Linked DNA regions of Mus musculus: region 2 is linked to region 1. The links are chromatin loops, found by intact Hi-C in ENCODE. Cell type or tissue: left cerebral cortex. All regions are shown on one strand. Links, peaks and the distances in the headings refer to the core of each region. The heading gives the core; the rest is flanking DNA. Region 1 overlaps Ppp5c (protein phosphatase 5, catalytic subunit). Region 2 holds the start of Gm25815 (a small nuclear RNA gene).

What was found. Peaks named below come from ENCODE experiments on the same cell type or tissue, not always from the same donor. Only the 100,000 strongest peaks of a DNase experiment are listed, where the experiment ranks them.
Region 2: it touches region 1 in a loop (7-fold over the local background); 34 of 42 quality-filtered maps call a loop at or near these places.

The regions. Positions count from the first base shown.
Region 1 is chr7:16,998,027-17,009,630 of GRCm38, reverse strand. It overlaps Ppp5c (protein phosphatase 5, catalytic subunit), which reads left to right. Exons shown (of 13, transcript NM_011155.2): 5 at 573-638; 6 at 919-1,017; 7 at 1,800-1,905; 8 at 2,385-2,527; 9 at 2,637-2,724; 10 at 3,259-3,299; 11 at 3,393-3,571; 12 at 4,289-4,370; 13 at 4,460-4,991. The coding sequence ends at 4,522. Among named protein-coding and RNA genes, the nearest start is that of Ccdc8, 9.9 kb to the right of the region's middle. In left cerebral cortex, for the core only: a CTCF peak has its summit at 7,105; DNase peaks (open chromatin) are centred at 6,123, 6,927 and 7,139; H3K27ac peaks cover 1,276 bases.
Region 2 is chr7:16,946,150-16,957,753 of GRCm38, reverse strand. It overlaps Pnmal2 (PNMA-like 2), which reads right to left. Exons shown (of 1, transcript NM_001099636.2): 1 at 8,926-11,604. The coding sequence ends at 10,676. It overlaps Gm25815 (a small nuclear RNA gene), which reads left to right and starts at 4,253; the gene lies at 4,253-4,359. It also overlaps a transcript of Pnmal1 not described here. In left cerebral cortex, for the core only: a CTCF peak has its summit at 6,254; a DNase peak (open chromatin) is centred at 6,266; H3K4me3 peaks cover 170 bases; H3K27ac peaks cover 564 bases.

The DNA.
Region 1 (11,604 bases), core at 5,776-8,275:
CTGGACAGGTCTCAGATTATAGAAGTCATTTCTACAACAGAACTAGACACACGTGCTGCCTCGCCTGTGATGAGGCCGCTGCCTTCCCCTGGTGCTTAGCCCTAACAGAAGCCACTTCCTGTGCTACCAGCCTGAGCAACCATAACCCCGCTCGGGGGCGGGGGACGGAGGCTGCTTGTCACTCTGTAGTGTGATTCCTTCAGGATTTTTTTTTTTAAGATTTATTTATTTTATGTATATGAGTACGCTGTAGCTGTCTTCAGACACACCAGAAGAAGCTATCAGATCTCATTACAGATGGTTGTGAGCCACCATGTGGTTGATGGGAATTGAACTCAGGACCTCTGGAAGAGCAGTCAGTGCTCTTAACTGCTGAGCCATGTCTTAAGCCCCTGATGATGATGTTTAAATGACACATAGGCCAGATCAGATCACCACTTGAGGGCCACCTCTCTTGTCCCTGGGTAGCACCCAGTAGTCCAGGCATCTGAGGCTTTCTGTGGGCCTCTGAAGGGTAGCAGCTTTTACTCCCACCCCAGCCAGCCACACTTAAAGTCTGGCCTGTCTTCCAGATCCTAGTACAGGTGAAAGAAGTCCTCTGCAAGCTGAGCACGCTGGTGGAGACGACGCTGAAAGAGGTGCGCCCAGGATGGCAGGGTGCATGTGGTCTCAGCGGGGCAGCAGTCGGGAGGTCCCCCAGCTCAGGACCTCATTAACCCACCTGAGCGTCCTTCCCTCCTCTCTGTACCTGACAGCCCTCCCTCCCCCTTGTCTGCCTTCCTCATTGCTGTGTCCCTCCCATTGTGTCTTGCATGAATTTTCTTGGTCTGTTGTGACCTCTCACCCCTCATTCCCCTCTGCCCCCTCCCCACATCTCTCTCTGGGCCCCTCCCTCTCCGGTGGCCTCTTTTCTTTCAGACAGAGAAGATTACAGTGTGCGGGGACACCCATGGCCAGTTCTACGACCTCCTCAACATATTTGAGCTCAACGGTTTACCCTCAGAGACCAACCCCTATGTATCCTCAGCACTATCCCATGTTGACAGGGGGACCCCACCAGAGAAGAACATAGGGACCTCATCTTACTGATACCGAGTCACCTGTAGGCCTCACCCCGCTTCTCTCTCGCCTGCTACAAAGTACCACACAGGCAGCACTAAACCCTGTACACCTGTCCACCCAGCCCTTCCACCCAGCAGGCCATCTCTCCTGTCCTTCGTCTGTACCATGGGGTGATAGGGTTTTCTTCACAGGGTTGGGGGGGGGGGTTTGAGCAGGATGCTGGTTTGCCTTGGGTTTCTGTTTTGTTTTGTTTTGTTTCGGTTCGGTTCGGTTTGGTTTGGTTTGGTTGAGTCTCCTGCTGGTCTTGAGCTTTTGACCTCCCATCTCCTTCATGCTAGGATTGTAGACATGGGCCACTACACCTAGTTGATTAAGTGCTGGACATGAAACCCAAGGCTTTGTTGTGTTCGGCATCCTTTCCACCCACTGAGCCACACCCCAGACTTTTCTCACATGTTTGACATGGGATAGTTTCTGTGTAGGGTTCCTAGGCTCTGTGCTTTTGGGAGGTAGGACCTGTCCCCTGTAATTTGAGGACTGCTCTTAGGGAACAGCTGGCTGCCTAGGCTCTGCCATTGCCTTCCTCAAGACAGGTGAGGTTGTTTCCTTGGGGCTTCAGTTCAAAGGCAGACCAGGGATACACCCCCTTTGGAGATGGAAGCCTTGGAGCCAAGGGAACAGGACTGCGCCCTCCTGGCCCATCTGCCATCTGAACCACAGCTTCCTTAACAAGAAAGATATTTAATGGCGATTTTGTGGACCGTGGTTCCTTCTCCGTTGAAGTGATCCTCACCCTCTTCGGCTTTAAGCTCCTGTATCCAGATCATTTCCATCTACTTCGAGGTGAGGAGGGTTTCTCCTTCTCTCCTGGGCTTCTGTCTTCATCTGTAAAGCCTAGAGTAGTATAGCCACGCACTTGGTGAATTCAGCAAGCCTGTACACCGCGGGGCCACCACATAAGGTTGAGCAGGTTGTGCACCACCCCAGTAGCACCACAAGAGGTGGCAGCACTTGCCATAGGCAGCTCAGTGTGGTGGTCACTGTGCCCTCTGCTGGCAGATGCCAGACAGAAGGTTCAAGGACGAAAGGTGCCTTTCTCTAATGCACACACAGCAGTGTGAACAGCCTCCTGGGGACACTAATCTAAGCACAAAGGTCCATCTGAGTACTGAGCTGGGCTCTCATTATCAAGGTTCAGTGCCAGCCAGCTATCATTGAGCAATGCCATCTTGTCCCCAGGTCTGTACCTGAAATTACCAGATAGGTATATAATAAATAAACTGGAGGCTGAGGGTCCTCTCTTGTTCTTCTGTTATGGCCAGGCAACCACGAGACAGACAACATGAACCAGATCTACGGGTTCGAGGGCGAGGTGAAGGCCAAGTACACAGCCCAGATGTATGAGCTCTTCAGCGAGGTGTTCGAGTGGCTTCCGCTGGCGCAGTGTATCAATGGCAAAGTGCTGGTGAGGAGTCTCAGGGCCTCTCCCACCATGCAGGCAACATGCTGGGGGTAGGGTGGGATGGGGGGACAGCGGGGGCTCCTCCCCTCACAGAGGCTCGTGCTTCCCCTAGATCATGCACGGAGGCCTATTCAGCGAAGATGGTGTCACTCTGGATGACATCCGAAAGATTGAGCGGAATCGGCAGCCCCCAGACTCAGGTGAGTGGACTCAGGCACAGAGAGGAGTGCCTGGACCCACACAGACCTTATGTGGATTTCCCACCTGCAACCTGAATGTGTGGGACTGTTGGCTGGGAACATCAGAGAGGACATGGATGATGTGGGTGAAATGAACTCTGGGGTGGTAACATTTGAGCTGACAGTGGTGTGGCCAATTCAGGGGACAGCAGGGACTGATGGGGTGGGGTGACTAGAGCTGGCCCTCAGAGGTTCCTACTAGATATAAGGCCTGAGGCCACGCCCTGAGAGCTACAGATCTTGGTAGGAACATGGGGTTTGCTGCTGGGGCAGTGGAGAGCCACAGGAGGCTTTGGACGAGAAGAGGGCCTGCTCTTAGATTGGAGTGGTAAAAGTTCCATCCAGCAGCAGGCTTATAATGGATAGACTGAGAGCTACAGGAAAACTGGGCCCAGCTCAACAGCCCCTCTGCAACCCTGCTGTACTGTGGGGCAGGCACGTGTCTGAGGAAGCTTGGGAAACAGGTAAGTCTCACACTGTTCCCTTCTCCTGTAGGTCCCATGTGTGACCTGCTGTGGTCAGATCCCCAGCCACAGGTGAGCTGGGTGTCTGCCTTTGGGTTTGGACTGAGATGTGGTGGAGCCAGGCCCTTATTTACCCAGAGTCTCCTGTTCCTTTGCTCCTACCAGAATGGGCGCTCCGTCAGCAAGCGTGGTGTGAGTTGCCAGTTTGGGCCTGATGTCACCAAGGCCTTCCTGGAGGAGAATCAACTGGACTATATCATCCGCAGCCATGAAGTCAAAGCCGAGGGCTACGAGGTGGCCCATGGTGGCCGCTGTGTCACTGTCTTTTCTGCCCCCAACTATTGGTGCGTCTACCTCTCCCACTTTTTGCCCAAGCCACAGGGTTTATTCTGTGTGGATTATGAATGTATGGCTTTTGAGACAGGGTCTTACTCTAGTCCAGTCAGGTGTCAAATTAGCAGCATGATTGTTGTCTTGGCCTCCCAGTAGTGGGGTTGCAGGCATGAGCCACCATGGCAGTGGCAGGTTTTGGCTTTGACTGGAAACTTCCACCAGAGGAAGGATACCTAAGAGTGGATACATGGTAGTATAATGAACACCTGTGGGCCTTCTGCTGCTCCCCAACCCCAGGTGTCAGGTCTTCCCTTGGAGCAAGGCCTTTTCATCCAAGTCCACTCTCTCCTCTCAGTATCTATAAGAGGAAGCCAGGACTCAGGGCTGTATGGGCTGTGTTTCTGGATAGGCTGTGACCTCATGGTGTCATGTCACTCTGTCCCTGTACTATATACATACCTCTGGTGCTAGGGTAGTGTGAGGTCAGGTCTCCAGCTCTCCCACTGCCTCTTCCTGCCTCTGCTTCCCCCACCTTTCCGTGGCTTTCCTCCAGCCCTTCACTGTGGTTTCTTTGGCACCACCATCTCTCCATGGCAAGTGTGTCTCCCTCTTCTCTCCTCTCCTCTGCATCCCCTTCCTGTCTCAGACCTCGCTCCCTCCCTCTGTTCCCCACCTTCTCATAATCTCCAGCCCCAACCACACAAGCCCCTCTGCCCCTGTTCCTACAGTGACCAGATGGGAAACAAAGCCTCCTACATCCACCTCCAGGGCTCCGACCTGCGGCCCCAGTTCCACCAATTCACAGCAGTGGTGAGTGACCTGGGACAGGGCACTGCCTGGGCGAGTGCTTTGTATGGGCAAGTCTCCTGACTGTCTCTCTCCTTCTGTCCCTGCTGCAGCCTCACCCCAATGTCAAGCCCATGGCATACGCCAACACGCTTCTGCAGCTAGGAATGATGTGAGGCTGTCAGCAGCAGTGAGCCGGGACTTGCCCAGCTGAATGGCCCCGCCCTCGGCCTGCTGCCCCGCCCCAGGGCAACGTTGGACCCCCTTTTACTTTGTAAAGTTTGTATTTATTCCCCTTTAGGTTGCAGAGGGGGTGGGGGCAGCGTGGGGCAGCAGACGACAGGCTCCTGGTCAGAGAAAGGAGACTGGAGGTAGGGCACAGCCTGGGCATTTGGAGGAAGGCCAGCCTGGGTAGGGGTGGGGCCAAGAGGAGGTCTTGCCCCTTCACCTGCATGGCTCCTCCCCTGGTAAAGCAATAGGACCCTGCCATAGGAAGACCCCAAAAGAGGGTCATCAGGGAGGCCTCCTCCTGGTAGCCTCAGGGTGGGGCAAGGCTGGGGCCCACCCCCCAGCTATTTTATGTTCTGTAATTAACTATGTTAAAATAAAATAAAGTCATTATTGTAAGTCAAACCTCATCTCAAACCCACCTCGACGTGTGTCCACCACGTACAAGCCCCTCCAGGGTGGGTACAGTTTGGTTCTGGGTGCCCCTCAGTGATGTGGACATCACAGGACAAGAGTCACCACAGAAGTATCGTCGGACCCCTGAGACCTGTGCAGGCTGCAGGCTGACCTCAGACCCCTCAGAAGCCTCTGTTCTAGCTGAGCTTTGCAAGGAAACGGCATAGTGGGTGGAGCATGCGGAGCCTTCTGAACCCTCATCTCCCAACAGCACCGCAAAGTCCATGCTCAGTGCTCTGGGCTCCCAAGCTGTCCTCAGCAGGGACAGCGCTCAGCAACTGTTCTGCTCTGCTGTATGCTCATGGGGCAAACAAGGCTTGGGCTGCCCAGAGAGCTAGTCTGCCCGAGAAGTTGCTGTTTCCCTGGCCTGGGAGTCCTCCGTTGCTACTGTTGGTTGAGAGGCCCTGAGCCTTCAGTTCAGTAGTGCTTGAGGAATTTCAGAATCCTATAACTGAGAATGTGGCCAGCAGGTGTGGCTGGTGTTTATTTCCAAGCTGGAAGGTGGATTATACTCAACCTCTCAGAAAATTCCATAGTCCCCGGTGCTCTGTGCAAACCCCTAGCAACCTGTAGGACTGCCCCTGTCTATAGCAGGTTCTTTTCTCCACACTGTGCAGGACATCTGACAGAAGCAGCTCCAGGGATGGCTGCTAGTCACAGGTGAGAAGACTGCGCCATCATTCAGGAAAGACCGTGGTTGTACTGGGTCAAGACTGCAGGAGCTTTCGTGGTCAGCTTCTCACAGGATAGAGGCCAGAAAGCAAAGAGAGAGATCTCAAGCAGGGCCAGCTAGGAACGTTCAAGGCCCACCCCTTAGTGCCCTGCGTCCTCCAGCTAGGTCACGAGTTTAGAAATCTCTACTCTCAAAGTCCAAGTTGGATCCCTGACAAAAACTGGAGAACTGACTCCATAAAGTTGCCCTCTGATCCTCACACAGGCTGTGGTAGACATGCCCCACCCCCAGTAATAACATACATCTTTTTTTAGTTGGGCTATGAAGTTTCTCTGTATGTTTGTTCAGACCATGAGTTTCCCATGATTTACTGATATAGAAACAGTGCATGCTGTGTCAGCGTCCTCTCAAGGCACAGAACAGGACATATGTCACACAGTAGGGGCTGTGTAGTCCAACAGTGGCCATCTGTGCATGCCAGAGAGCCTGAGAACAGGGCCTCAACAGTGTGGGCTAGTGAGTCAGCTCAGTGGGCAAAAGTACTTGCTTGCACCAAGACTAAGAGCCTGGGTTTGCTCCCTGGTGGGGAGGAGAGCCAACACTTCCCCATTTCCTCTCCTACACACACACACACAGTTGTCCTCCACCCCTACCTCCACACACTTTTTTTTGTTTTGTTTTATTTAAATGGAGGTAGACAATGTTTTCCTCTGAAAAAAGCTTGCTGTTTTATATCTGGATAGGCCACCTGCTGCCAGGGTCTTCAATCCTTAATTGATCTTCCCTGAAAATCATCATATGCCCAGCAAAGGAGTCCCAGACAATATGAAGAGCTGGGGATGTGGCTCAGCCATAAAGCACTTACCCAGGATTAACCAGTAAGGGCCTGAGAGGACAACAAAGTCCAGTGCCAAGACCGGTAGGAACTCCATCTGCAGGCTCCCACCTGTCCTCTGCCTTTCCCACATTCAACCCTGGGAGCAGAACATAGGTGGACTTCACCACACACCAGGTGAAAGAGTAAGTTTAGAATGGGGATTAGGGTGGGAGTGTGGGGAACACAGGCACTTGAAGAGGCAGAAGCAGGAAAATCGGGAGTGAAAGGTCATCCCCAGCTACACAGCCAGCCTGGTTTAAGGAGACTCTGCAAAGCAAAAGTTGGGAAGGTGCCACTCAGCCTGGGACTCCAGGTCTGACTCACTATCACCCCCTACTGTTGCTGGCGGAGTGAATAATTTCTAGACTGAAACCAAGTTGTAGGGAATGGACTTGGATCTACCCATCCATGCACAGTGGTTAAAAATGTGCCAGGGGCCCCTGGGTCACTCAGGCAGAGAAACAGTACTTTCCAGGTGTGTGACATGGGCCTAAAACGACTTGAGGAAGGAATGAAGGTCCTGGGGACAAGAGGTGACCTGCATCCCTAAGTCCCTGCCAGACTAGACTAGAATCCACCACCAGGTGGTGCTCCAGGACCACAGCTAAAAACCCACCAGCGATGGATGGCACTTCTCAGGGCACAAGCGTGCAGGGGGAGGTGGAGTAGCGTGTCCTAACCCATCCACCTTTGAGATGGGAGGAGGGCAGTTTACACCTGTTACAAAACCCATACAAGCTAATGTTTCTGTCTCACTAGTGATGTTCTATTCTGTTTAAAGCTCTAGCCCAGCTAGCCAGGGTATTATCATGTAACCCAGGCTGCTCAGAAACTTCCTATATAGTGGAGGATGACTGAACTTTTGATCCTACTACGTCTACCTCCAGTGTGCTGGTGTTTCAGGCATGCACCACTAAGCCTGGGTTTGGGGTAGCAAGATAGCAACAACTAGACTACATCCCAGTCCTAGATGCTCTTACTGTGAGCATTTTTTCCAGATGGGGAAATTGGCTCAGAGAGGGTAGATGACTCGCCAAGAGTCACACAGCCCTGAAATAGGAACCCAGTTTGGCTCATCTGATGATGGACCTCCTAAACTTGAGATAGGGAAACGTGGTTATGGGGAATAAGAACGAGAAAGCAGTCAGATGATCGGCCAGGTGAGCACAGATGCTTCCTGCCTGGTCTTGAAGTGGTCCCTGCACATACCCTCCCCCTATGGTGGTCATGGTCAAGGGTAATGAGGTAAGAAAAGAAAAAAGAAAAAAAAAGCTGCTGGTTAATCTTGGCTGGCCAGGGACAGCAAAGAATAAGAGAGCGCGAGGGACTCCACGGGACTTCGCACAGCATCTTCATCTTTAAGGATGGCTAAGAGACTGATTCCAGATGTGTACAGGCCTCAGAAAAAAGATGGAGTAGGGCTAGATGGCAGGAGTGAAGCCAGGAAGCTCCTCCAAAGATCCATCACCACCACCTCCTGTTCCCCCAAAATTCTCAACCTTCTTTCCTCAGCCTGGGTCTGGGAGCCTGAGCTCTTTCACTTTATTCTTGTGACAGTGAGTGGCAGCCAAACTCGTTCAGATGGAAACCGAAAAGCTTGGAACTATACCTCTGAGATGGATCCTCTGCCTAGAATCCTCCAGTGAGGGGCCGGCGGCGTGGCTCAGGGGTAGAGCCCCTGCCTAGAATCCCCCAGTGAGGGGCTGGGGGCATGGCTCAAGTGTAGAGCCCCTGCCTAGAATCCCCCAGTGAGGGACTGGGGGCGTGGCTCAGTGGTAGAGCCTCTGCCTAGAATCCCCCAGCATCTGGTGAGGCCCTAAGGTGTGGTTTCATGGAAGATTACTTGCCTGATATGCATAATACCCTGGGTTCCACTTTGAAGTCAATAGCTTCATCTTTTCAAAAGCAAGGAAGGTCAGGACCACAGGGAAATACAATTAGGTGTGTAATCAGTCTTAGGATAATGTTCAGAAATGGGCAATATTAATGTGCTCTTAGTGCAGGATTTTCTGTCGTTTTTTTTGTATTATTTACTCATTCATTATTTTAACAGTGCCTCATGTAGCCCAAGCTGGCCTCAAGCTCACTCTGTGTCCTGTCTTGCAATCCTGATCCTCTTGCATCATTTGTTACCATGCCAGACTATGCCCTTTGATGGCAAAGGTGTCCCCCATCATGCTCTTGGCCAAGCCCACATGAGAGCCTGTGGTTTCAATCAGTCTGAGATAGACAGACGTGGTCTCCAAGTCCCCCGCAGCCTATTAACTCATCAGTGCCATCCACTCATCAGAGGTGTCATCTACAACAGCAAGAAGAGAATAATAATGTGCTACTTAGCCTGTGGCCTCCGAAGTGTGATTTCACCCGCAGGGCAGGTGTCAGGTGCCTGGGGAGGCCAGTGCACAAAGCGTACAGGATGCCCTAGAGCTGGAGTTACAGGTGGTTGTAAGCCTCTTAGCCACTTAGGAGCTGAACTTAGGTCCTCTGCAGGAGCAGCACAACACTCAACTACTCAGCCATCTCTCTAGTCCTCGCCTCAGCCCCCCAGGTGCCAGAATCACAGATCTGCTTCATGGACCAAGTTTGACTTGTTTACTTGTCTGTTTGTCTATGTGTTTATCCATGCAGGGTATAGATATATCCATACTTTATCACCTGGGTAAGGCTGGCCTCGAACTCTTAAGCTCAAGTAATTCTCCTGCCTCAGTCCCTGGAGTAACTGGGTACCATTATGTTAGCTAAAATGTGATTTTTAAAATCAGGCAATAGGAAGTGAGGGGGTGGGAGTCCAGATTCTGAGTTGCTTCCTTGCCGGTCTTCATTTCGCTCCATAGGGAAGAGAGGAGATAGCACGAGGGAAGGGAGTTTCAACCCATTGCCCACACGACAAAGCTTGAAGAAGCTAGGACTTCAAGCTCCACAGTGCCCTACTCCAGGGCTCCTGGCATAACCGTCCCGGCCTGAAAGAGGATTTGAATGGTACCTGCTACGCCCAGTTCCCAAATTCACAGTTTGGGATTGTGGCTTCAAATTCATTTATCAGGAATCATCCCAACTTGGTCATGACTGCTGGTCACAAGACGTCCTGAGATGTCCCTCAGTGTGTCCATTTTCTAAAGCTGTCTAGAATGGCAGCCCTCAATCCCAAACCAGCCACAACCCAGAAGCCTGGGCTGCAGTTCTGACTATGGCCACCAGGTGGCGATCCAATCTGGCAGGTTCCCAATCAGGTGGCTGAGCTGCTTGACTGGACTGGGTGCCCAGGACAAGTTCAACATCTAACAGTACCAAAGTTATGCCTGGCCTCTCTGCATGCCAGGCTGAATTCAGGAGTCCGCCTAGCAGAAGTCCCTTGTGGGCCTGAGGACCTGGTTTGCCTCGCATCCTTGAAGCCCCAAGCCTGATCCCCAGCACCATATAACCCTGGCATGGTGGTGCACACCTGCTATCTCAGCACATAGTAGGCAAAGACTGGAGGATCCAGAGCGAAAGGTTGTCCTCCACAGCATAGGGAGCGCCAGGCAAGCCAGGGCTGCATGAGACCCTGCCTTTAAAACAACAAAAACCTTGGGTTGACTATTTAAAGAGATAATAATATCCTTATCCAGTTGGTCCAGGGCAGTGTAAGGGTTCCTTCCCTCTCACATCTGGTCCTCTCCGGATGTTCCTGCTAGATAAGGAAGGGAAGAGAATGTCACGTCCATTCAAGGGAGGGACAAGCTGAAGGTCACACTGACCCAAGTTTGTCCAAGTTTCAAGGCTATTCAGAAAGGTCATTATGAAAATAACACCCAGGAAAAGGGGTGGGATCTATCTTTCTTCCTTTCTATCTTTTTTTTTTTTTTTTTTTTTTTTTTTTTTTTGAGTGTTATTCCAGTCCGTGGCTGTCTGCTGGGTTTCGGTGGCATTGCCTATATCTACAGCATTGACAGCATGTCTGCCAGTGCTAACATTTGTAAATATGGTGGAGTGTGTGTGGCAGGGAACAGAGGGTTTCCTGGCATGTGCAGGAACCTGGCAGGTCTGAACCAGAGTGTGAATGAATACTGCATATGTGTGCCCACAAACTTATGGACATTTCTGGGGGCCTACCAGTGTGTTTGTATAGGGGCTTGCCATTTGTGCCTGTACCTGGGTCTCTGTAGGTTCAGTGTGTGTGTGTGTGTGTGTGTGTGTGTGTGTGTGTGTGTGTGTGAAAGCCGTGTCACAAAGTCTCTCCTTGGGACTCCAATATTATCCCTAAAGCCCACTGAGCTGCAGACCCTGTGGGAAGCTGAACTGGGTGGCACTGTCTATTAATGCTTTTCCTTTTACCTTCCAGTGGCTGTGAACAACTGCAAGGACCACCCCTGACCTCTACCCCTAACCTGGTCATCCCAGACAACTCCAACTCCCATCAAATCTACTCCTCCAGGTGGGGTCCATATTCTGGACAGGCTGAGCTATAAGGAAACAAACCTTGTCCATGAACAACAGCAAAAGGGGCTATAGAAAGGCCAACCTGAACCGTGTCGAACAGAGCAGGGAAAGCAAAAGTGGATATACAAGGGTGCATAATAGAGCATCCACCTAGAATCCCTCAGTGAGGGGCTGGGAGCATGGCTCAGTGGCAGAACATCTACCTCGAATGTGAAAGCCTGTTTTCTCCCCAGATATCGTCCCACTAGGGGTGGGAGGAGAATTGGGGCTTCTGGGACATATTTCATTCTTCAGCTAATGAGCACTGGACTGCTTTTTCACTAATGCTCGCTACCCCTGCTGACTTCTACAGAGACTGTGTGTGTACATTTATTCTCTTTCTCTGCTGCCAAGCATCACAGAGACACGTCCACCTTCCTTCCCTGAGGCCCTTAGCAGCCCAGGATCTGGTTCTAAGAAGCAGTTGTGCACACTACTTCCCCCTTTGAGCACACTTCTAGTCTAACATCTTTTTAACACATCCAGTGGCAAGAGCAACACAGATGTCTGTGGGCTCAAACAGACTGAAGGGAGTGGTGAGGTGGCTCACGGGTAAAGGCCATTTC
Region 2 (11,604 bases), core at 4,702-7,201, 51 kb after region 1:
CAGGCCAATCATGGATACATAACAAGACTGTCTCAAAAGAATTAATTGGTTAAAAGTCAGTATGGGGCTGGGCAGTGGTGGCGCACGCCTTTAATCCCAGCACTTGGGAGGCAGAGGCAGGTGGATTTCTGAGTTCAAGGCCAGCGTGGTCTACAGAGTGAGTTCCAGGACAGCCAGGGCTACACAGAGAAACCCTGCCTCGAAAACAACAACAAACAAACAAACAAAAACAAGTCAGTGTGGTGGTGCCCACCTGTATCCCCTTGGCAGGTGGGTTAAAATTTCAAGGCTGTCCTTGGATGCATTTCAAATTTGAGGCCAGCCTATGCTTTGGGAAACTATCTCAATAAAAAAAAATATTTTTCATGTAGAAAAAGAATATATAAATATACATAGAAACTTTATATGTGTGTTTATATACTATACATGTGTGATTAGTGGAATCAGTTGCCGGACAATCTCACATTAAGGAGCTACACTGATTGCCAGAGGACTTAAAAATAGTTCTGAAGCATCCCTAAGAGGAGTGGTTTCTATGACGACACATGGCCCTGTGGTTTCTATGACAACACTGCAGAGCGGTTTCCAGGACAACACATCTCTGCAACTCCAACGTTTCCATCATTCTCTGCTTTGTATTTAGGGTTATTTTTCCATAGTCTTCCTGTCTGTTTAGCCTTTGGTTTTGTGATTGTTTGGTTTTAGGTTTTGCTTGGAGAGCTGTCCTCTTGCCCAGGCTGGCCTCAGATTTACTACTTACCCAAAGGTAGCCTTGAGCTCCTGATTCTCCTGATCGCTATTGCAGGTGTGCGTCAGCACGCCCAGCTCCGTTTCTTTGGCTTTGAGACAAGTTGCAACTGTGTAGAACAGGCCGGCTTACAATGCAAGGTCCTCCTGTGTCAGCACTTTGAAAGCTGAGGTGGCGAACATGTTCTGCCGTATCTGCTAGACGTAGGGTTTCTCTTTTACCCTGCTGTGTTTTTGTTGTTGTTGAGAACTCATCAAATTTCCAGAAACGCCAACTCCAGAGAAGGGTTAGCAGTGCCTTAGTTTGCTTCCTATTACTGTGGTAAACACCATGACCAAAAAGCTACTTCAGGAGAAAGGGATTTATTTCAGCTTGCAGCTGTCACCCTCACTGAGGAAAATCAGGCCTGGAACCTAGAGCAAGCATTCAGGCAGAGGCCAGGGAGGAAGGAACACTGCTTACTGGATCGCTCAGTTTGCTTTCTCATACACCCCACAGCTATCTGTCCAGCGGTGGCACCGCCCACAGTGGACTGAGCCCTCCCACATCAATCATCAATCAAGATAATGTTCCACACACAGGCTTGCCTACAAGCCAATCTAATAGAGGCATTTTTTTTTTTTGAGACAGGGTTTCTCTGTGTAGCCCTAGCTGTCCTAGAACTCACTTTGTAGACCAGGCTGGCCTCAAACTCAGAAATCCACCTGCCTCTGCCTCCTGAGTGCTGGGATTAAAGGTGTGCGCCACCACACCCGGCTACAAGCTTTTATTTTATTTAATCCTAGCACACAGGAGGCAGAGGCAGGTGGATCTCTGAGTCTGAGGCCAGCTGGGTCTACAGAGTGAGTTCCTGAACAGCCAGGGCTACACAGAGAAACCTTGTCTCAAAAAAACTAAAAAAAAAAAAAAAAAAAAAAAAAAAAGGGATGGAGGGAGGGAAGGGAAGGGGAGGGGAGAGCCCAGTGGTTCAGCGGCATCGCCTCGGCAACCTTATCCTGGGCCACTCTGATTTTCTTCTCATAATCTTAGGATTATGTGGGCAGAGGGGAGATAAGTTCTGTGAGGTGAGGCTCATGTTGCAGCCTCAGCTGCTGGCCTGTATTGCCTAGGAGTAAGTACAACAGCTGGCTTGCTCTGAGGAAGCATTCCAGCTAGGGGCTGTAGCCACAAAACCAGGAGCCCCGCCCATGTTTCTTCCTTAAGTCATTTTTCTTATGAAAAAAAAAAAATAGCCAAACAAGAAAATCAGCCAGGGTCTTAGTTAGGCTCACTGTTTCTGGGATGAAACACCACAAACAAAACAACTTGGGGAGGAAAGGGTTTATCTGGCTTACATTTCTATATCACGGTTCATCATCGAAGGAAGTCAGGACAGGAACTCAAGCAGGGCAGGAGCTGACCATGGAGGAGCACTGCTTACCAGGTTGCTCATCATAGCTTCTTCACAGAACCCAGGACAACCAGCCCAGGCATGGCACCACCCACAAATGGCTCCCCCCTCCCCCCATCAATCACTAATTAAGAAAATGCCCTACAGCCTTGCCAACAGCCCGATCCTACGGAGGTATTTTTCTTAATCGAGGCTCCCTCCTTTCAGATGGCTCAAGCTTGTGTCAAGTTGACTTTAAGACTAGCTGGCACAGCTCGCCACCAGCACCGACTGTGTGCAGAGAATAGTCTGGCAATAAGCCTAAGGAAATAAACTTACTACTCAGGAGGCTGAGGCAGGAGGATTGCCACAAGTGTGAGGCCAGACTGGGATATGTAGTGAATTCTAGCATGTGCTACAAAGGGAGAACATGCCTGGGGCAGGAGGGGTGTGGAATACAAATGAGCATGAGGCTCCTCTGGGACCAGTGAGGTGGCTCAGCGGGTAGAGGCACTTGCCACTAAGTCTTACGAGTCAAGTTTTCTCCCTAGGACCCACGTGGTGGAAGGAGAAAATGGACTCATAAAACCTGTCCTCTGATGGCGTCCCTGTGCACTAAGGCACGCGTACACATTTGTACAGGAGAACACACACATGCAACAATGGCTGGCTGTGGTGCTGCATCACACGCCTTTTATCCCAGCACTCAGGAGGCAGAAGCAGGTGGAACTCTGTGAATTTGAGGCTAGCCTGGTCTATATAGCAAGTTCCCAAACAGCCAGGGCTACACAGAGAGACCCTGCCTCAAAATAACAACAGCAACAATAATTTTATCTGTTACTTGAAATTTTCATACGTGCATACTTTGTCTTTTAATCTTATTTACCCCCCTACTACTTCCTCCAACTCTCCCTGGCAACCCTCAACTCATTTCCTTCCCAACTTCATGTCAGCTTTTTAACTTACTGTTATTAAGAACCCCCTGAGTCCAATGTTGCCTATGTGCTCATGGCTATGAGACACCCACTGGGCAACCTAGCAGCAACCACACCCCCAAAGGCTAATGACTCTCCCGGATCCACAGCCACCCACTGCCAGAAGTCCTCTCCCTACATTTTTTTATTATCTATTCGTGTGTGTGCACTCACACGCATGGCCACACCTGTGGAGGTCAGTGAGTCCACCATGTTGGTCCTGGAAATGGGATTCACGTCATCAGTGCCAGTGGCCAGTGTCCCTGCTCAATGAACCATTGCACTGGCCCCAAAAAGAATTATCATTTTTAGAAAGGTGTAATAATAAACATGGTAATTGTTACCCAATCTCTCCAGACCCTCTCCATCTTATTTTTCAGACAGTCTTTTTTTCTTTTCTTTTCTTTTTCTTTTTTTTTTAGTTTTTGTTTCAATTTTTCTATTTATTTATTTTTTGTATTTATTTGATTTATATGAGCACACTGTAGCTGTGTTCAGACACACCAAAAGAGGGCATCAGATCTCATTACAGATGGTTGTGAGCCACCATGTGGGTGCTGGGAATTGAACTCAGGACCTTTGGGAGAGCAGTCAGTGCTCTTAACTACTGAGCCATCTCTCCAGCCTGACAAGGTCTTTCATTGAACCTCTACCTCACTAATTCAGCAAGGCTGGATGCCAGCAAGCCACAGGGATCTACTTCCCAGCACTGGGATTGCAGGAACACGATGCCAGGCTTTTCCAAGTGCTGGAGACTCAACTCAGATCCTCATATTTATGTAACAAGCACTTTAGCATTAGCCATCTTCCCAACCCTTAAAACTGTTATCAAATGACCACAAGTTTAGGGTCACCTTCATGGTTACAGCAGCCAAGTACACGCTAAAACCATATCCTAGAATGTTCCTCAGATAAAACCATGAGACCCAACCGTGTAAAAACACATTTTTAAGAGACTCGTGGGGCTGGTGAGATGGCTCAGTGGGTAAGAGCACCCGACTGCTCTTCCGAAGGTCCGAAGTTCAAGTCCTCACAACCACCCGTAATGAGATCTGATGCCCTCTTCTGGTGCGTCTGAAGACAGCTACAGTGTACTTACATATAATAAAAAATAAATAAATCTTTAAAAAAAAAAAAAAAAAAAGAGAGAGACTCGCGAGCGTGCTCGCTTCGGCAGCACATATACTAAAATTGGAACGATAAAGAGAAGATTAGCATGGCCCCTGAGCAAGGATGACATGCAAACTCATGAAGCATTCCATATTAGAGAGAGAGAGAGAGAGACTTGTGAGCGAAATGCACAAAACACAGATAGGTTTCTCTCATTTGTGACGGGCTCAGGGCGTGGCTTGGTTGTAGAACCCCTGCCTAGAATCCCCCAATGAGGGGCTGGGGTTGTGGCTCAGTGGAGGAGCACTTACTTAACGGGTATAAAGTTCTGCAATCTATCTGCAGCACCACTAATAATAATAATTATTATTATATATTACATAATAATGATAGTATAATATAATTATATTTTATTATATATTATATAATATTAGTGTAATATTATTAGTATAATATAATTATATTATTATTACTTCAAAATATGAGCCAGAGTTAGGAAGATGACTCATTAGATAAAGTGTTTCAAAAATATAGGGAACCAAGTTCAAATCCCCAGCACCAGTAAAAACATATGTGGAGGAACACATCTGTAACCCCCTCCTAGGGATGGAAGACAAAGATAAGTAGATCACTGCACAGCCATTCCAGCTGAAACTGGGAGATGCAGGTTCAGGGAGAGAGCTTATCTTACAAAGCAAAGTGGAGATATTTGGAGGCTGAGTCCCCTGCCTCCACTTCTTCAGCATCACGTTGCTTAACTACCACAGTGGGCTTAGGGCTTTATCTAAAGGCTGTGCAGCCTGCCTGGCAATAGGTCCTACTGATCCTCCCAGCCCCGTGTTCTAGCAGTGAGTGAACCTCTGAGGATTGGTTCATCACCAAGGCAACAGGCTCTGCCACTTCTCCAAGCTTCCCCACCATTGACAGACTGAGATTTCTCTGAACCTATAAGCCAGTATAAAGCATTTCTTCCACAAACTGTTTCTGGTATTTTTGTCACGGCAATGTAGAATAAACTAATAGTGAGATGTGGTCCGTATTTTGTCATCTAAGGAGGTGCAGGTGGGTCCTACAGGCCCAATCCCAAACAGTGACTGACTGGCACCTCTGCACTTTTAGTTTTGAAATCATCAGGTGTCCAGGGAGAAAACCCCAGAAGCCAGACTCCACTTCGGCCTCTGTCCATACCAGCCCTGTCGCCTCTCACTGTCGCAAAGATAAAAATTACACAGAACACACAAAAAGAGAGCTGTCGCCACAAAACTGCAGAGACTTCCTGGGTTCCCCAGTTCCTCCTTCTTGCTTTTGGAGGGACATACTCCTTTCCTGAACAAGGAGCCAGGGCAGGGTAGAGCCGTCCGCCCACAGGAAGCTCCTTTAGTGCTCCATACAGCCCAGTATTTGCATAGCTTCTAGAGGACATGGCTAAGCGGGTGCTGCATGCCATTAATCCCAGGACAGATGCAGGGGGATCTCTGTGAGTTTGAGGCCAGAGTGAGCTACACAGCTAGAGCTACATAAAGAGTCTGTCTCAGAAATAATAAATCTTAAAATGAAAAGGCTTCGTGGGTAGTTCTATTGTGTAACCCGGAGCCAAGCAACAGATCCCAAGGTATGGAGAGACTTGGACCCCAGAGTTCTTAGACTGGCTGCGCTTTACAGTCATTGAGTAGCTTTTGGCAACAGATTTAGGAAATCCATCCCTGAAATGGCTCGGCAGATGCAGGGTGGGCCCAAGAATGTGCATTTCTCACAAATTTCAGGAACCAGTGAAGCACCTAGGCTTAGGCCATTTTTTTCTTTTTTTCTTTTTTCTTTTTTCTTTTTTCTTTTTGTTTTGTTTTTGTTTTTGTTTTTTTCGAGATAGGGTTTCTCTATATAGCCCTGGCTGTCCTGGAACTCACTCTATAGACCAGGCTGGCCTCGAACTCAGAAATCCACCTGCCTCTGCCTCCCAAGTGCTGAGATTCTCTGGGCTTCAATTCCATTTGCAGGGGAATATATGGTGAGCGTGTGGTTGAGCCCGCGATTTCTGTGCACCCCCTCGTGGTACAATGGGGTCTCTGCAGCTCCTGTGAGTTGGCGTCTCACCCTGTGGAAGGGGAGGAGCCTGCACTAAGGACCCTGGTCCTCTGTAGGCGCCTCTGTAGGCGCCAGACCTTGGATCCCGGAAGGGGTGACGTCATAGTCCCTAAAATCTTCACTCTCCCTTTATTTCACCTACCCACTACCCTAGGAATCTAGAGCGCCTCTGTCCTTGTCTGAGGCGGCCGAGGGACAGGATAAATGAGGAGCCAGGCAAGGACACACATCCAGAACATCTGAATGGGCCACCACATGTCCAGCATCCTCTTGCTAAATTCCGGTTACTAGAATTCTAATTATCCATCAGCCCTGCTAGATCCAGGTGGCCAATGGTTTTGATTTATTTTTTCGTTTCATGTTTGTGTTTGCTTGCTTGCTTCTGTGTTCTGTTTACACTGTGTGTAAACACATACACACACACACACACACACACACACACACACACACAGAGCAGCATGAATGCTAGAAGTACCCTGCGGAAGGGGAGGAGCCTGCACTAAGGATCCGGGTCCTCTCACAGGTGTGTGTGTGTGTGTGTGTGTGTGTGTGTGTGTGTGTGTGTGTGTGTGTACATGCTCGAGCTGGAATAGAACTTAGAACATTATACCTACCCCAAACTCCTCCATGCCTTAGGCCCATTGAGAGCTGGGTCTCGCTTGGTTTTGATACAGGGATTTGAGTAGCCCAGGCTGACCTGGAATTACCTATGTAGATGAGGCTAGCCTTGAACTAATCCTCCAGCCTTCTTCATTCCCTGAGTGAAGATGTGTGCTACCACATACATGATGCTAAATGGTCTCTCGGTGACACTGCTTCCCCAGTGTTCAGCTCTGACCTTACACGCTGATGGACTCGGTCATTTCTCTTGTCTTGCTGTGTAACTTCCCTCCGGCATGTGCCTGCCTCAGACCTCTGTCGCCTCAGCTGTCCTCAGGCTTCTGCCTTGAGGGCCTTTTCCAGCCAGCACTCCCGGATATCTAACACATAGATCTTGTCCTTATCTAAAGAATTCTTTACCTGTGGCCCCTTCCAGGATCACTACTGCAAGAGGTCCAGAAGGAATCCGCATTGCGCAGCCGGTGCTGTGGTTGCCTTTTCCGCCGCCTGAGGGCAGCCTTGCTCCACCCACCTCCGCCATTTAGGGCTCACTCAGGTTGCCCTGCTCCTCCAGCAAGGAAGAGCTGAGGGTCTGAAACCTTCCTCCTTGCCTCGCCCCCCTACACACCCCCCCGGCCTTAGTGCCTCCACTCCTCAGCTCCTTGCTCTCCTTTTTTCGACCCTCAACTCCCTCCGTCCAGAGACCATATGGTTCCTCGTCAATGCATCTGGGATCTGGTTCATCCGTTGCGACCGTTTAACAAACAGCCAATCGGCACGACGCTGCTAGCAGCGCACACATACGGGCGATACGCACTGGGGGAACAGGATATACCCACTCCCACTGCTTGGATCTGACTCTGAGAGACTCTGCTTTCCCTCCACCCCATTCATCCCCCTTTCTGGGGCCAGGTATGACCCCAAAAGCCCAGCTCCAAAGTTCTTTGGCAAGGCCGCTGAGTTTGAATGGGGCACTGGGGTTGGAGAAGGCAGCCGCTCAATCCTGAAGGCTGCAACAGAAACAGCCACAGGGACGACACAGCCTCTGGATGGTCTTCAGTAAAATCACCTCTGAGTTTGGGGGACTCCAGACTCCAGGCTATCGGCTTCTCAGAGGTACCTCCCCCAGCCCAGTAAGAGAGCCATATTTCATCTTTGATCAATGTACCCATCCTCTTGCTGATCTCTAAAAGAGCCCATTGTGTGTGGTTGACACACAAATGTGCCAAGGGGCAGTCAGAGTCCTGACTATGGGAAGCGTCATCAGGGGACCCTTCCTTGAGAATGTGACATCTGAAGAATTCTGAGGAAAGACAGTCCAGGCAGCAGGAGCAGTCATGCAAAGGCTCTGGGTAGGAGCATGCAGTATTTCCTAGGACCTGCAGGATTGGAGACACAGAAGGGATTATGAGGCAGAGATTGGAAGGGATCTCCTGTGTGGACCTCAGTGACAGAGAAAACGTTCAGAGGCCATGGGGATGTCCTATGCCTACAATGAGCAATGTGGTCACACTGGCCATGTGAAGCACCTGAGCAGGTGCAGATGGGACTTCACAACCAACAGCAATGTTTAGCTTCATTTTTTTCGCACGCTATGTAAGTTGAATTGCCTCTAGGTGGCCAGTGGTGACGCTGTCTGACTAAGAGGGTCCAGATCGCTGTAAGATGTTTGGTTTGGAGTTGACATAGCAAGCTCTTCTGGGGTATGGAGAGAGAAGTGACACTAGCAGGTGTCAGACGTGGCTGCTAAGAGAAGCCCCACCCCACCCCAGGGTGCCATGTTGGCATTCCTGGCAGTGAGACACAGACCAGGCTAAAGGGACTGTGAGGTCAAACAGGAGCTATAGCAGGGTCTAGGGGAGGGTGTAGGTCGCAATAAAAAGTGGCAATGCCCACTGTTGAATTGGAGTATGGAAAGGCAGGAGAGACTCCACATAGGGCCTCGGGAGCAGGAGCCAGGGACATGTGTCAGCCATGACAGTAAGGCATGCCCCCCTCAACCTGGTACGCACTCACACCACTTTCCAGACCACAGAGAAAAATCAACAACTAAGATGCTTCATTGTTTCATTTGAGGATCCCAGATCACACAGCACACAAGGACAGGTACCTATAACTATGCAAGGCAAAGTGACATGTGGGGCCCTCCCCAGCCACTAGACCCCAAGTCCATCAGTCTACATGAAGTGGGGTTTCCTCTCCAGCCCACAGGCCCCTCTGGCCTGCTTCTCCATCTGTCCCCTCATTGCCACTGGTCCTGGGAATCAAGGAGAGGGGCTGCCTCTGAGTACAAAGAGGTACAGAAACCCCTTGCAGTTTCTGTATGTCCCCACTGAGGAGCTGGACGGTCTGGGTGTGAGGCTGGTCAGAACTTCTGTTCCATCCTAGAGGGTCCAGGTACCACGAACCGGTCACTTCCTGGGGATAGAAAGTTGAACACACGCACACACACGCACACATTCGCACACGCGGGAACAAGAGGGTTTCAAAGTGCTGTGCAGGGCAAAGCATTATCTACACATGGAAACACGGAGCTGGGCAGCCCAGCCGGGGCTTCTGGCACGTAGCACTACAGGAAAACACACAGCTGAGGCGGCTGCTCTCAGGGACAGCTGAGGGCTGGAGCCTGGCCAGCAGCAGTCAGGCTTAGTTAGGGACCAATGAGGCCAGGGTGGGGCACAGCAACTGCTTCTTACATGATAGGGACACTTGACCCTTTAAGGAGATCTGGGGTATATACTGCACACAGTGGGGAGAGGGGTGAACAAGGGACTCCATTGTTATATTAAGTCAAGAGTTACAAGGGCAGACAGCTGAGGAGTGGCCAGTGACAGCTGGGGAGTCACAGTAGGAGGGGGCAGGGCTTGCCTAGAAACCCAGAAATCTGGATTTCACCTAAGTTTTCCAAAGCAGAACATTTTGGCAGGGTATATTACCAATTCAACCCGTGGACAAGGGCTAGGGTGGGGTGGGGGTGGGGGTGGGGGAGTTGGCTTCCCCTCTTTCCCACCTGCAGAGCCTCAGGAGAGTAAGCTAATGCCAACGCCTTCCCTTCCTTCCCTCTTCCTCCCTGCCCCTCTTCTCCCTCTTCCTCCAGCCCCGCCCCCCAGCATTCCCCTCCTCTCCTCCCATTTTTATTCCTCCTCCAGTTCTCAGCCCTCACAAACTTTCATTTATGGAATACTTTCCCCTCAACACACACGCACACACACGCGCGCGAACACGCATGCACACACACGCGTGCACACATGCGCGCGAACACACACACGCACACACGGCCCTTAACCCTTCCAAGACCCCCTAATGCCCATAGTGCCCAACACTCTTGCTTCTCCCTAAGGCCCAGTCAGGGCCAGAGGTGGCTCACAGCAAATCCCAACTGTTCGGCCAGAAACCGGTGTCTGGAAGGATGGGCAGGCAGGAATGCCAGGCACCTACACACACTCACGCGGGAGGCGTGGAGGGGGGCTCCAGAGGTAGAGCAGAGACCCCTCAGTGTCTTCGGACCCATTTCTCCTCCGCACCCACTGGCCACTGCATCCGAGTGTCTGGTCTCTTTTTCCTTGTCATATCTAGGCTGCAGCCATAATGATCGCTCGCGCCATCGCCATCTGTTCATAGAGCTGAGAGGGAAAGCTGGGCACCGGCCATAGCCAGCCAGGGACGCAGCAGCGCACAAAGCAAATGCACACGGTTAAGCGAGAGGGGGCTGCAGGGAGGAGAGAGAATAGGAGGAAAGTAGGGAGGGAAGTCCACACACAAGAGACAGGGCTTGTAGTGACATCTGCGGCACTAACGGCATTTGGGCGCCCGCCTTGGGCCCCTGCGTGCTTTCTTTCCGCGGGTAGACTTGGGAACAGCAGCTGGCTGTCCCTTGGCCTCGCCAGCCCTGGCACGGGCCCCGGCTCCTGCGGATCCCTTCTTCTTCTTGTTGTTGTTCCCCGCATGGTCCTCGGTTGAAACCCCGCTCCCCGTTTTCTTCTCTGGGGTGACAGCCCGGCCACGACCGCGGCCACCCCTGCGGGCTTTGCGTGCCCGGGATGCGGTGGAGACCGCGGTGGCGCCGGCCGGTGGGAGGCCTTTGGAGCCTGTGCGCGCTCTCTTGGCGCGCGGCTTCTTGGACACGCTGTCACCAGGTTCGGACTCTTCGCTGTCAGTGTCCTCGGAATCTCCCTCTGACTCTGTGTCTGAATCCTCGTCCGATTCCTCGTTGGATTCTAGATTCTCCTGGGAGGCCAGGAAAGCCAGGACCTCAGATAAACCACCTTGGCTATGGTCACACTTCCGGCCACCACTTCCACCACTGCCCCACCTGCTGGCTTCTTCTTCTCTCACAGCTTCCACCATATCTTGCGCAGCCAAGAGTGCCACCAGCTCCAATAGGCCACCCTGGTGGCCCTCAGCGGTCCAGCCTCTGAGGAGACCTAGCCCAGACTTCTTTCCCTTAGGGCAGTTCTCTGCCTCAGCCAAGGTAGAAATACATTCCAGAAGATTCCCATCTTCCTCTGCCTTCCTCAGGACCATGGCGTCCACCTGACGACCTGCCTCCTCTACCTTCACCCTGGGCCCAGAGGTGTCCTTAGCCATGACGGACAGGACTTGAGGAAGGACATCTTTTTTGTCTTTTTTGTCGCCCCAGCCGAGGGTCTCAATCACAGAAGCTATTTTTAGCATTTCCTCTCTGGCAGAGGGGTCAGCGGGGTCTGTATAAGCCACAATAG